Linked DNA regions of Homo sapiens: region 2 is linked to region 1. Evidence: read pairs that join two places in POLR2A ChIA-PET (ENCODE). Cell type or tissue: CD4-positive, alpha-beta T cell. All regions are shown on one strand.

Region 1 (5,000 bases):
GGTTAGAGGGATCAGAGAAGGGAACAGTGGGTCCCCACTGTTCTGTGGCCCTTGATTTCTCCAGCTCAGAAATGGAGTAAGGCATGCCAGCTCTAAGTCTCTGTCTCTTCAAAAGGGATCTATGGACTCCCAGGTTTCCAGAGAGGAATGCTCAGGGCTCCAAGAATGAGAATTTCAAATGGTCTTTTTTTTTTTTTCATTTTAACATGAATCTAACATCCTCATATTTCAAACTATTAGGATGACCTCATTATAACTGATAACTGTCCTCTAATTAACTTTGCTGTTTGAGTTTGCATTTTTGCTTATGGTCATAAGGTTCCCAGGAAAACCACTTTTGTGATTTGGAGCCCAGGAGAAGAAAGCAGTAATTCACTGAAGCCCCTGCCCTGTGTGAAGAAAGGGTTAGGAGGAGGTGGGCTAGAGGAAAGGGGTTGGGAGGTTTGATTCATCTCATGACAGAGGGTGATAGATGGTGCCAAATTTAATGGGCCCTACATGGTGACAATTGACACCATGATCAGGCTACAAGCTGCCACTTGGCTTCAGCAAAGTAACATTCTCTGGCATATGTCAATTATCATTCATTTAAAAGTTAGATTTTCTGGTGTTTATGTTAGTTTATATTTCATCTGGAACTTGCAGATTTTAATAGCATAAGAGCCTACGCTTAGTTTTATGATAGTACATATCTAAGCAATGGTGTACTAAAAATTAGTTAAACCACCATTGAGTGTGTTTATTGGCCAGGGGGAGTAGTGTACAAGTTTCCCCTTTCAAGGAGCCCACATATCCCTCCAGCTTGAGAAACAAATCCCTGTTGATTTTGAAGGACCTCTGCATTCTCATGGTTTGTGAGCCCATGGATGGATCATCAGGTGGATGGGATTGTTTTAATTGAATTTGAGGTAAAGACCATTGTGAGGCCATTTTATACCAAATACCACCCGGTGAATATGTGTGTGTGTGTGTGTGTGTGTGTGTGTGTGTGTGTGTGTGTGTGTGTGTGTACTTTATGTTCTGCTGGCACCAGAATCCCCTGCAGGAGGGCTTGTTAATGCTCAGAGGGATGCCCACTGCCCAGGTTCACATTCAGTCCATCTGGGACTGAATGAAATGCACCCCAAAATGTGCATTTCTAACAAGTTCCCAGGTGATGCTGATGGCCACCCTTAGAGATCCAGAAGATCATCATCTGTGGGCTGGGAGGCAGGACTCAGGTCCACTGGCCTCTGTCCAGCCTGCTCTGGAATCCTGGGTAAGCCCCTTGTTCTGGGTGAGCCTCTGGACTCCCTACTTCCCATTCCTGCAATAAGAAGCTGGGACAAGTCTAGTGCCTCATCCAGGAGCAAGCATAAGCTCTGACACCTGGTTTGCCATTCGGAGTCTAAAGCCTGGTGTCTTATCAGTGAAGTTTCATGTCCACCCAGGAAGCCCCTGGAGCAGGAGGGCAGTGGCAGTCTTAGCTCCCTGCTTTGGGGAGACAAGCTGCGGAAACAGAAAGGCACACTCCCACTCCAAATCCCATCTCTGGCCCTGTGACCTTGTGCAAGTGACTGGTCTCCAGGGCTTCCCCTCATGTTGTAGGGTCACTGAGAAGTCCCTTCTGGAAAGCACCTGGATCTGGTGGGCCCTCTCAGACTCATCTGTGCGCTCCCAGCCACACTTTGCCTCACCGGCCGCTGGCCATCTGCCCGTGGGCTCCTGGTCACCTCGGGAGGAGAGCACTTATCACCATTCCACCCCCAAGGTCTTCCTCAGGATAATCTCCGGCCCGGGTGATTCATCTCATGGGCTGGGCCCTTCCTCTCGGGCCTGAAATATCTCCCTCCCCTCACCATTCCTGGGTCATGCCTGTGCCCCCAGCCATGTGACTTCCTCTGGGGACTGGCCCTGGGCCCCTGCCCTCCTGCCACCCCTCCACTCTCTAGCTAGCGACCCATTCTGGGCCTGCCATATCAGGCAGGGCTCAGCTGGGAGGGAGGAAGCCCACAGCTTGTTGTGCTGGGGAAAAAGTGCATCCCCACGTCCGGCCCCCACCCTGGCCCAGCCACACCTCTGCCTTTAGTGGGCTGGGCTTCCGGCACACATCCTGGCATGTCCTGGCCTGTTTATCACTTAGTTGCCACCTGGCGCTCTGCCCCTCATGCACACACATTCCCTGGGAGGCTTCTGGGGCTGGAGCAGAGTGGTTGGCCAGTATATCCCCCAGCTTTAGGGAGGCTGCCTTTCTCTGGAGCTAAGGATGGCTTTTTGGAGAAGACAGATCTGATCATATATCCCAGTTTCACTGTGGAATTACTGTGTGACTTTAGGCAAGTGAGTCTGCATCTCTGGGTCTTAGTTTCTCTGATTTTTAAATAGAAAGATAAATACCTTCATCTCCAGTTGTTGTGTGGATTAAATAAGATAATTACAAACAGACTGATGCTTGAACCCTACCTCCAACCACTTAAATCAGAATCTCTGTGGAGCATATAAAAAGCTTTCAGGGAGGTTCTAAGACACAGCCATGGATGGAACCCACTAGTATGGAATAGTTAATGGCTGAAGCTCTGGACTAGACCAACATGGATTTGAATTCTGGATCTGTTACATAATTATGGAGCCTTGATAGATTATTAGCCTCTCAGAGCTTCTGTTTACTTGTGTGTAGGATGGGGATAATAGTAATTACTTCCTAGTACTGTTATGAACATTAAATGAAGTAATAGATACTAGGTACTTTGCACACAGTGACTATTCCCTAAGTAAGTCAGGTGAGGAGAGGACAAGCCCTTCGTTCACCAGTTTACACAAGGCAGCTGGCTCTGTGCCTGGTCCCTCGATGGTACTTCAAATGAATATCTGTAAATGACTAAGTGTAGCTGTTTTCATTATTGTAGACTAAAAAGTAGTGAAAAATCTCAATTATCCTGAAGATAAACTTTTTCTGTCTTGTGACTGACTTTAGAAACTACATCTCCCAGCATCCTTTGCAGCTAGGGGCAGCCATGACTTTGTTCTGTTGAAAGAGATGTAGGTGGAAGCCCCTGGGCTTTCAGTTCCTTGAGTTTCCCCTTCCTCTGGCAGCCATCTTGAGAAGGACGGCCAAATGGAAAACAAGAAGGGACACGATGGCATGGTTGAGCTGCCATAGCAGCCCCGCAGCCTGCCTCTGGGCTTTTTTTTTTTAAGTGACAGAAAAATCTATTATTGTTTAGGCCTCTGGGTTGGGGGATTTTTGTTTCTAGTGGAAGAAAAACAGATGCATTGGGCCTCCTCATTGTCCTACTTTCTGTTCTTAGTCCTCCGTGTCCAAAAAAATCTAGAACCAGTCACCTGAATCACTAATTCCTTCTTTAGATCTCTAGGGCTGGGTTAGAGGCACTACAGGAAACCTGTCCAACCCTTAATCTGACCCCTTGAGGCAGAGTTAGCCCCGAGTCCTGTCCAGGCTCCTCTGGCAGCCCCAGAAAGTTCAAGAAGAGAGAGTGACTCCCTCCTTCCCTAGATGCCAATACCCAAGTCCAAAATCTCACAGCTGCCATGGGTCTCCTGAGCTCTCCCTCTGGAGAGGCAAATATTTGTCAGAATCTTGGCTCTGCACTGATTTGCCATGGGCAATGTGACTTTGAACAAGCCTTAATGTTCCTATCCATAAGGTGGGTCTATGGCAATCAAGAGATAAATCTAAATAAGAAATTCAGAAAGGGACACAGTGGCTCTTGCCTGTAATCCCAACACTTTGGAAGGCCGAGGAGGGCAGATCACTTGAGGCCAGGAGTTCAAGACCAGCCTGGCCAACATGGTGAAACCCCATCTCTACAAAAAAAAAAAAATTAACCGGGTGTGGTGGTGCATGCCTGTAATCCCAGTTACTCAAGAGGCTGTGGCATGAGAATCGCTTGAACCCAGGAGGCAGAGGTTGCAGTGAGCTGAGATCATGCCACTGGCACTCTGGCCTGGGTGACAGACCCAGACTCTGTCTCAAAAAAAAAAAAAAAAAAAAGAAACTAGGAAAGGGAAAAGTCAATGTATGACTAGAGGTGAGCAATGCTAACAAACCAACCCAGAACTACGATTAAATATTCAAGGGAAGGGAGGTGGCAGAATATTACAAGGTCTGTGAATATTACAGACCTTGGCATTATAAAATCAATAGCACTGCTGGGTGCGGCAGTGGCTTATGCCTGTAATCCCAGCACTTTGGAAGGGTGAGGCAGGCGGATCACTTGAGGTCACGAGTTCAATACCAGCCTGACCAACATGGTGAAACCCTATCTCTACTGAAAACACATACAAAAATTAGCTGGGCATTGTGGTGGGCTCCTATAATCCCAGCTACTCGGGAGGCTAAGGCAGAAGAATCGCTTGAACCTGGGAGGCGGAGGTTGCAGTGAGTCGAGATTGTGCCACTGCACTCCAGCCTGGGAGACAGCAAGACTCTGTCTCCAAAAAATAATAAATAAATAAATAAATAAATAAATAGAATCAATAGCCCAACGGCAGTATGTTAGGTGTGAGCATGATAGAAAGTGTGAAGGACTTAATTTTCTCATTCTTCATAACAGGGAAAAATAAATGCTAGGATTTAAACATGTAATTTAGCGGGGAGATGGCCCCTAATCTCTTAATGTTCTCCACAAACCTGGAGTGATCTTGTAAAAAATACTCATTTTGCTAACAAATCGAATATGTAAAGTTAACAACTGCTTTTATTTCACTCAAATTTCCTTTCCTTTGGTTAAATTCATATGGAAATATGCTTCATGTATTTTATTGTTTAAATTGACATATACAGTATAATCTCATTTTAATAAAATTCCTTTCCTTCCTTCCTTGCACACTGCCTCTCTTCTTTCCTTCCTGTTACCCATCCTCCCTCTCTTACGTCTCCCATCCTTTCTTCCACTCCCACTCCACCTTCCAAATATATACCTAGACAAACATCTGGAATGATGTTGCCTAATATTAATTCTAGGTTTGGGGAACTAGGGTTTGTAATGATTGCCCTCCTC
Region 2 (5,000 bases), 540 kb after region 1:
ACCACGAGTGACAGGCCATCAGAAGGTATACCATGTCCCCAGCACCCCCAGAGTTTAAGCTAAATTGCAATGGAAAGTTGAGGGAGATGGCTACCACTGGGGGTTGCCCTGGGAGATGGCCCCTGCACGTAGGAAGACCACAGTTGAGAAGCGTCGGTCCTCCCTGCATCCTAGCCCCACCCGAGTGTGGATTTTAGCGCTGAGCTTTTCTTCTGGCTGAGCAGTAGCCGCTGTTAGGCACCATCTTGTAGTGCTGGAAGTCGCTGCCACCACTGCACCAACAGTTGCCAACCTGACAGAATTAGATATGAGCCTCATCCTCCCAAGTTTGGAAGAAGAGCTTATGTTCAGCCTCTGGCGTCCACTGTATCCCACCAAGTTGGGGTTGTCGGGAATGTCCCGCCCCTCCACCACATCTTTCAGGCCTCAGTTTCCCCTCTGTGAAATGAGTTCCCTCCAGCTCTGATGGGGCCGTCTGTGGAGGAGGCTAGAGACTGTAGCTTTGTCTTGTCACTGATCTGCTATGTGGCCTGGGCCTCAGTTTCCTCATCTGTAAAATGGGCTTGGATGTGGACGTGCCAAGACCTCCAAAGCCCCACTGTGAGTCTTTGATTTTGTGTGGGATCCCAGGGCATCCCCTGGCACTTGGCAAACCTTTAGGGGCAGGAAAAATTAACTTCAAAGTCATTATTGGAAGATGCTCAGGAATGGACATCGTTTAATGAAAAGTGATTTCCTAAAGATCTGGTGTTCATCTGTAGAGTTTTGACCATCTGATGGGAAACTGTGCTCAGATGTTGGGAGCACATCCTGGTCCACCCTTCCCCACTGTCCACATACCCCAGCATCTGTCATTGCAGTTTGCTCTGTCGCCCTCGTAGAGGAGCTCTCAGAATGCCTGACGTGGAAGGCTGTTTCTCCCTATGCAGAGTGTCCCCAGAGCCCTAAGCCCTAAACATTCCATCTGAAAAATCCTCATCGTGCTGGGCCTTGTATTAATACTAGGTGTCAGGAAGCAGGACCCGGGTGACTGGGGAGTAACAGACAGCAACAGTACAGGCTGGGAACGCAGGGACAGAGCTGTCCTGGAGGCTGTCCCATCGAGGCTGTGAGGGGTACCTGCTCATTAGGCAGGGGAAGAGTGTACCGGGCTGAGGGCACAGCACAAGCCAAGGGTGTTGGGGCTTGAGAAACCACAGCGTGTGCTTCAGGAACCCCTGGGGATCTTGGGCTGGTTCTGGATGGTGGAGGGGGCCTAGGAATCGGCTTCCAGTTAAGTAGAGCAGGCACCTGTGCTCCAGAACACAGTGGGCACCGGTGACCGACAGTGCTAGTTCCCCACCCTGTCTTGCTAAATCCCAGGCTGTTTGGTTCCTCTAGCACCACACTCTGGTCGAGCTGAATTTCTGAGTCCGAGTGAGGTGGGGCGGAGGTAGGAAGGAAGAAGAAAGTACATCCTCGTCAGGGGGAAAAACATGTTTAAAAGAGGAACAAGGAGGGGGAGGTTGTTTGCAAACATTTAATGAGGTAGGAGTTTCACATACTGTAGATGGGATATTGTGCCTACTTTAGAGAGGGTAACACTGAGGCTGAAGAGAGAAGGTGACTTGCCCAAGGCTGTACAGCAGAGCGCCCTGACTGGTTTCCATGGCACTGTGGCATCCGGCAGAGCCACAGTGACAGAGTTGGGGCTGGCCCGGCTCCTGCACGTGCACCCTTAGCTGACTCTGTCACTGGGGCCTGTATCCTTCCAGTTTCTATAGAGCAAGGGAGGGGCTGCCCTCTGCTTTTCATAGCCAACAAGGAGCAGGGCTTTAGGCTTCTTACAGCTTAAAAGGAGAAGGTCAAGGAAATGGCAACCAACCTTTCTCTTTTCTTGAGTTTCTTTTTTGTGGCCTCCAGAAATAATCCTGGGCTCTGCAGAGCCTGTTTCAGGCTCATGGTCTACCCTACCCCGCCCCCATTTCCGGCAAAACCAGGCTGAGGGCTGGGCTGCTAGCGAAGCTGACAGCAAGAGTGACAGCCCTGTCCTGTCGCTGGTGAGTCAGTGCCAGGAGGTGGCTGCCTGCTGACTCACCCACTCCTTCCGCAGGCTCCAGGGGCCCCTACAGCAGCCTGACTCCAGCCAGCCCTGGGCCATGGGGGAAGGAGATGGAAAAGGGGCTTGGCTCCCTCTGACCCTTCACCCAGCCCCTGCACCCTGGAGCAGAGCTGCAGGCAGTGTGACCGTTGTGCTGTTATTGGCCTAAACACATAGCAACAGGAAAACAACCCCAAAACCCCAGCCTTAAGAGCAAGTCCAACAGTGCGCGACTCCCCAGGTCAGGAGAAGCCCCGATGTGTGCAGAATCTGCAGATGGGGCTGCTCTCGGCCCTGCCTCTGGCTGTGGAAACAGGCCTCCAAGTACCCAAGGTAGGCATTTTGGTGGCCCTCCCCAAGCTCCTCTTTCTCCTCCAGCCCAGCTGTGGGTACCAAGTGCCCTGGAAGTCTACTGAGTGGTGTCCAGGGTCCCCTCAGACAGCATCCCAGAGACTTGACCTTCCTCTGTGTGTCCAGGCTGTCAGGCCCAGCTCTCAGGGACTCTTTGACCAGAGACGTCTTTGAAGCCTACCCTTGACCAGACACGGAACCTTGTCCTTCCTCTGAACTTGTAGAATAATTTTTGTTTCTTTAACAAAACGAGCCCCTCCCTCCTTCTCTAGTCGTTAGTGCTGTGAAGGTGGGACGTTAGTGCTGTGAAGGTGGGACGGTGACCCAGTACCCCTGTGATGGCCCTGGGCCAGGTGTGTAGCAGGTGCTCAGTCAGCCAGAGCTTTTGTTCCCTCCCGCCACCTCCCCCAGAGAGAATTGCCCCAGGTAAGCGAGTGCCTGCTCAGAGCAGAGTGGGCAGATGACTTCCCAAGAGCACATTACAGCAAAGGGTGACCCTGTTCCTTTCAAAGCATGGCTTCACCCATGGAGCCGGCAGGGTTTGGGCTTCCTGCACAAGGATGTTGTGTTTGTGCCACCAGTCTTAGGTGTTAGGTCCTTGGTCAAGGGGAAGACATTCTGGCCACCCACCCCGCAGGTTCTCAGCTCATGGTGAGGAACCCAGGCGGCCGAGGTGTGGGGTTAACGACTCTACAGGCCCCACCAGAAAGTGTTAGCTGAGCACGGTAGCTCCCATCTATAATCTCAGCACTTTGGGAGGCCAAGGCAGGTGGATCACTTGAGGTCAGGAGTTTGAGACTAGCCTGGCCAACATGGTGAAACCCCATCTCTACTAAAAATACTAAATAATTAGCTGGGCGTGGTGGCAGGCACCTGTAATCCCAGCTATTCAGGAGGCTGAGAAACGAGAATCTCTTGGACCCAGGTGGCGGAGGTTGCAGAGAGCTGAGATCGCACCCTGCACTCCAGCTTGGGCAACAGAGCTAGACTCTGTCTCAAAAAAAAAAAAAAAAAAAAAAAAAAGTCATAAGTACCTGCAGGGAAAAACCCAACATGGGCCCTTAAGTTCCCTTTCAGAGTAGAAGGGAAGGGTTGGTGGTCAGGGACAATCCAGGGCTTTTAGCCAAAAGCGTTGAGCCCTCACTGGGGCAGCACAAAACTTGGGATAAATCCAGGTTCTAACTCTGGCCTTGGGGGCCCCGTCCCCTCTTCCTCTCTGCCACACTCTGGCTTTCTGTTTCTTCACTATGTGCACCATGGCCCTCTTTACACCTGCTGTTCTCTGCTCTTAGAACAGTGTTCCCCCAGTTCTTTGCCCCCAGTTCTTTGCCTCAGCTTCAGTGTGGCTAAAAGCTTGTTCCCTAGAGCCGAGCTTCTGGGTTTGAATCCAGCTGTATGACCCTGGGCAAGTGGCTTTACTTCTCTGGGCCTCTTTCCATCATCCGGGCTGGTGAGGAGTAAGTGAGTGAGTTGGTGTCTGGAAAGGGCTTGGCACAGGGCCTGCCCACAGTGAGTCCTCAGCGAGCTGCTGTTGTTATGAAATGTCACCTCCGCAGAGGGGCCTACTTTGTTGTTTTCTGTGTGCTGGGCACTGTCATAAATAATTGCTCATTTATGTGTTTAGTGTCTATCTCCCCTTCTGCAGGTCAGCTTGGTAGGGCTCACCCACTGTCTCCAGTTCCTAGAGCAGTGCCTGGCACATAGTAGGGTGAGTTAACAGCCACTGCTTGCCAAAGCCACTCAAACCTTTGTTCTAACCCTGGACCTCTGAGATGCAGAGGGGAAGTGACTTGGCCTGCATGACCCAGCTTTCTGACCTCGCCCACTGCCCTTTCCCCGACTTAGCTGCTTGGGCTCTGCTGTGGGGCACCTCCGTTTGGAGTATGGTGTGTGCCTCAAACACCTTCATCTGGGGCAGCGCCAGCCACCCTGCCTCATCCTGGCCCTTCTCAGGCCATCCTGCCACCGGGAGCCTGCCGTGCCTCCACCCCTCCCCCTGCAACTGGCACGGTGGCACTCTCCTTGCTGCCTCTCCTCTGCTGCCAGACTGTGGTTCTCTGGGGCTTTGGGCCAGGTCCTGCCACTTCCAAGGAGATGATAAAACAGTTTGGACCCAGTCCCCAGACCTTATGTTCACCTGCCAATGTTTTTATGAGGGGAAGGTGACAAGTTGGCTGTCTATTAGACTCATACCGTGTCTCGCCACCCCCGGCGTTGTTCCAGAGGCTTGTTCTTTGCAAAACCTGCTCACTGTCATCCACTCTTCCCCAGCAAACCACAGACTAAGAAGAACTACGTGGTCTGGCTGGTCCCCATCCAGAGGTCACCTTGCCCCAGGGTGGCACCAAGGTCATGGAGTTGGGACGTGGGTGCAAATCCTGGCCCACTGTCCTGTAGCTGTGGGACCTGGGATAAGGCTTCCCCCTTCTCTGAGCCTCAGTCTCCTGATCTGTGAAAGGCAAGGCTGATGAGGCCGGGGGTGAGGTAGAGGCTTTTCTGCAGGGCTTAGTGTGATCCAGGCAGGAGGCTTCTAGCGGAGGTCGGGGGTCTCTGAGGGTAGACCCGTACT

The links. Peaks named below come from ENCODE experiments on the same cell type or tissue, not always from the same donor. Only the 100,000 strongest peaks of a DNase experiment are listed, where the experiment ranks them.
Region 2: POLR2A ChIA-PET joins it to region 1 with 7 read pairs; 2 of 35 experiments call an interaction of 5 or more read pairs at or near these places.

What each region holds. Positions count from the first base shown.
Region 1 is chr3:13,888,876-13,893,875 of GRCh38, forward strand. No RefSeq gene overlaps it. Among named protein-coding and RNA genes, the nearest start is that of WNT7A, 11 kb to the left of the region's middle. In CD4-positive, alpha-beta T cell, no CTCF peak of the experiment used is centred here; DNase peaks (open chromatin) are centred at 2,066 and 2,986; H3K27ac peaks cover 1,657 bases.
Region 2 is chr3:14,430,375-14,435,374 of GRCh38, forward strand. All of the region lies in intron 2 of SLC6A6 (solute carrier family 6 member 6), which reads left to right. Among named protein-coding and RNA genes, the nearest start is that of SLC6A6, 30 kb to the left of the region's middle. RefSeq lists enhancers at 1,489-2,400, 1,778-2,187, 1,887-2,181, 4,225-5,000. In CD4-positive, alpha-beta T cell, no CTCF peak of the experiment used is centred here; DNase peaks (open chromatin) are centred at 1,687, 2,017, 3,487, 3,937 and 2 weaker places; H3K4me3 peaks cover 2,403 bases; H3K27ac peaks cover 5,000 bases.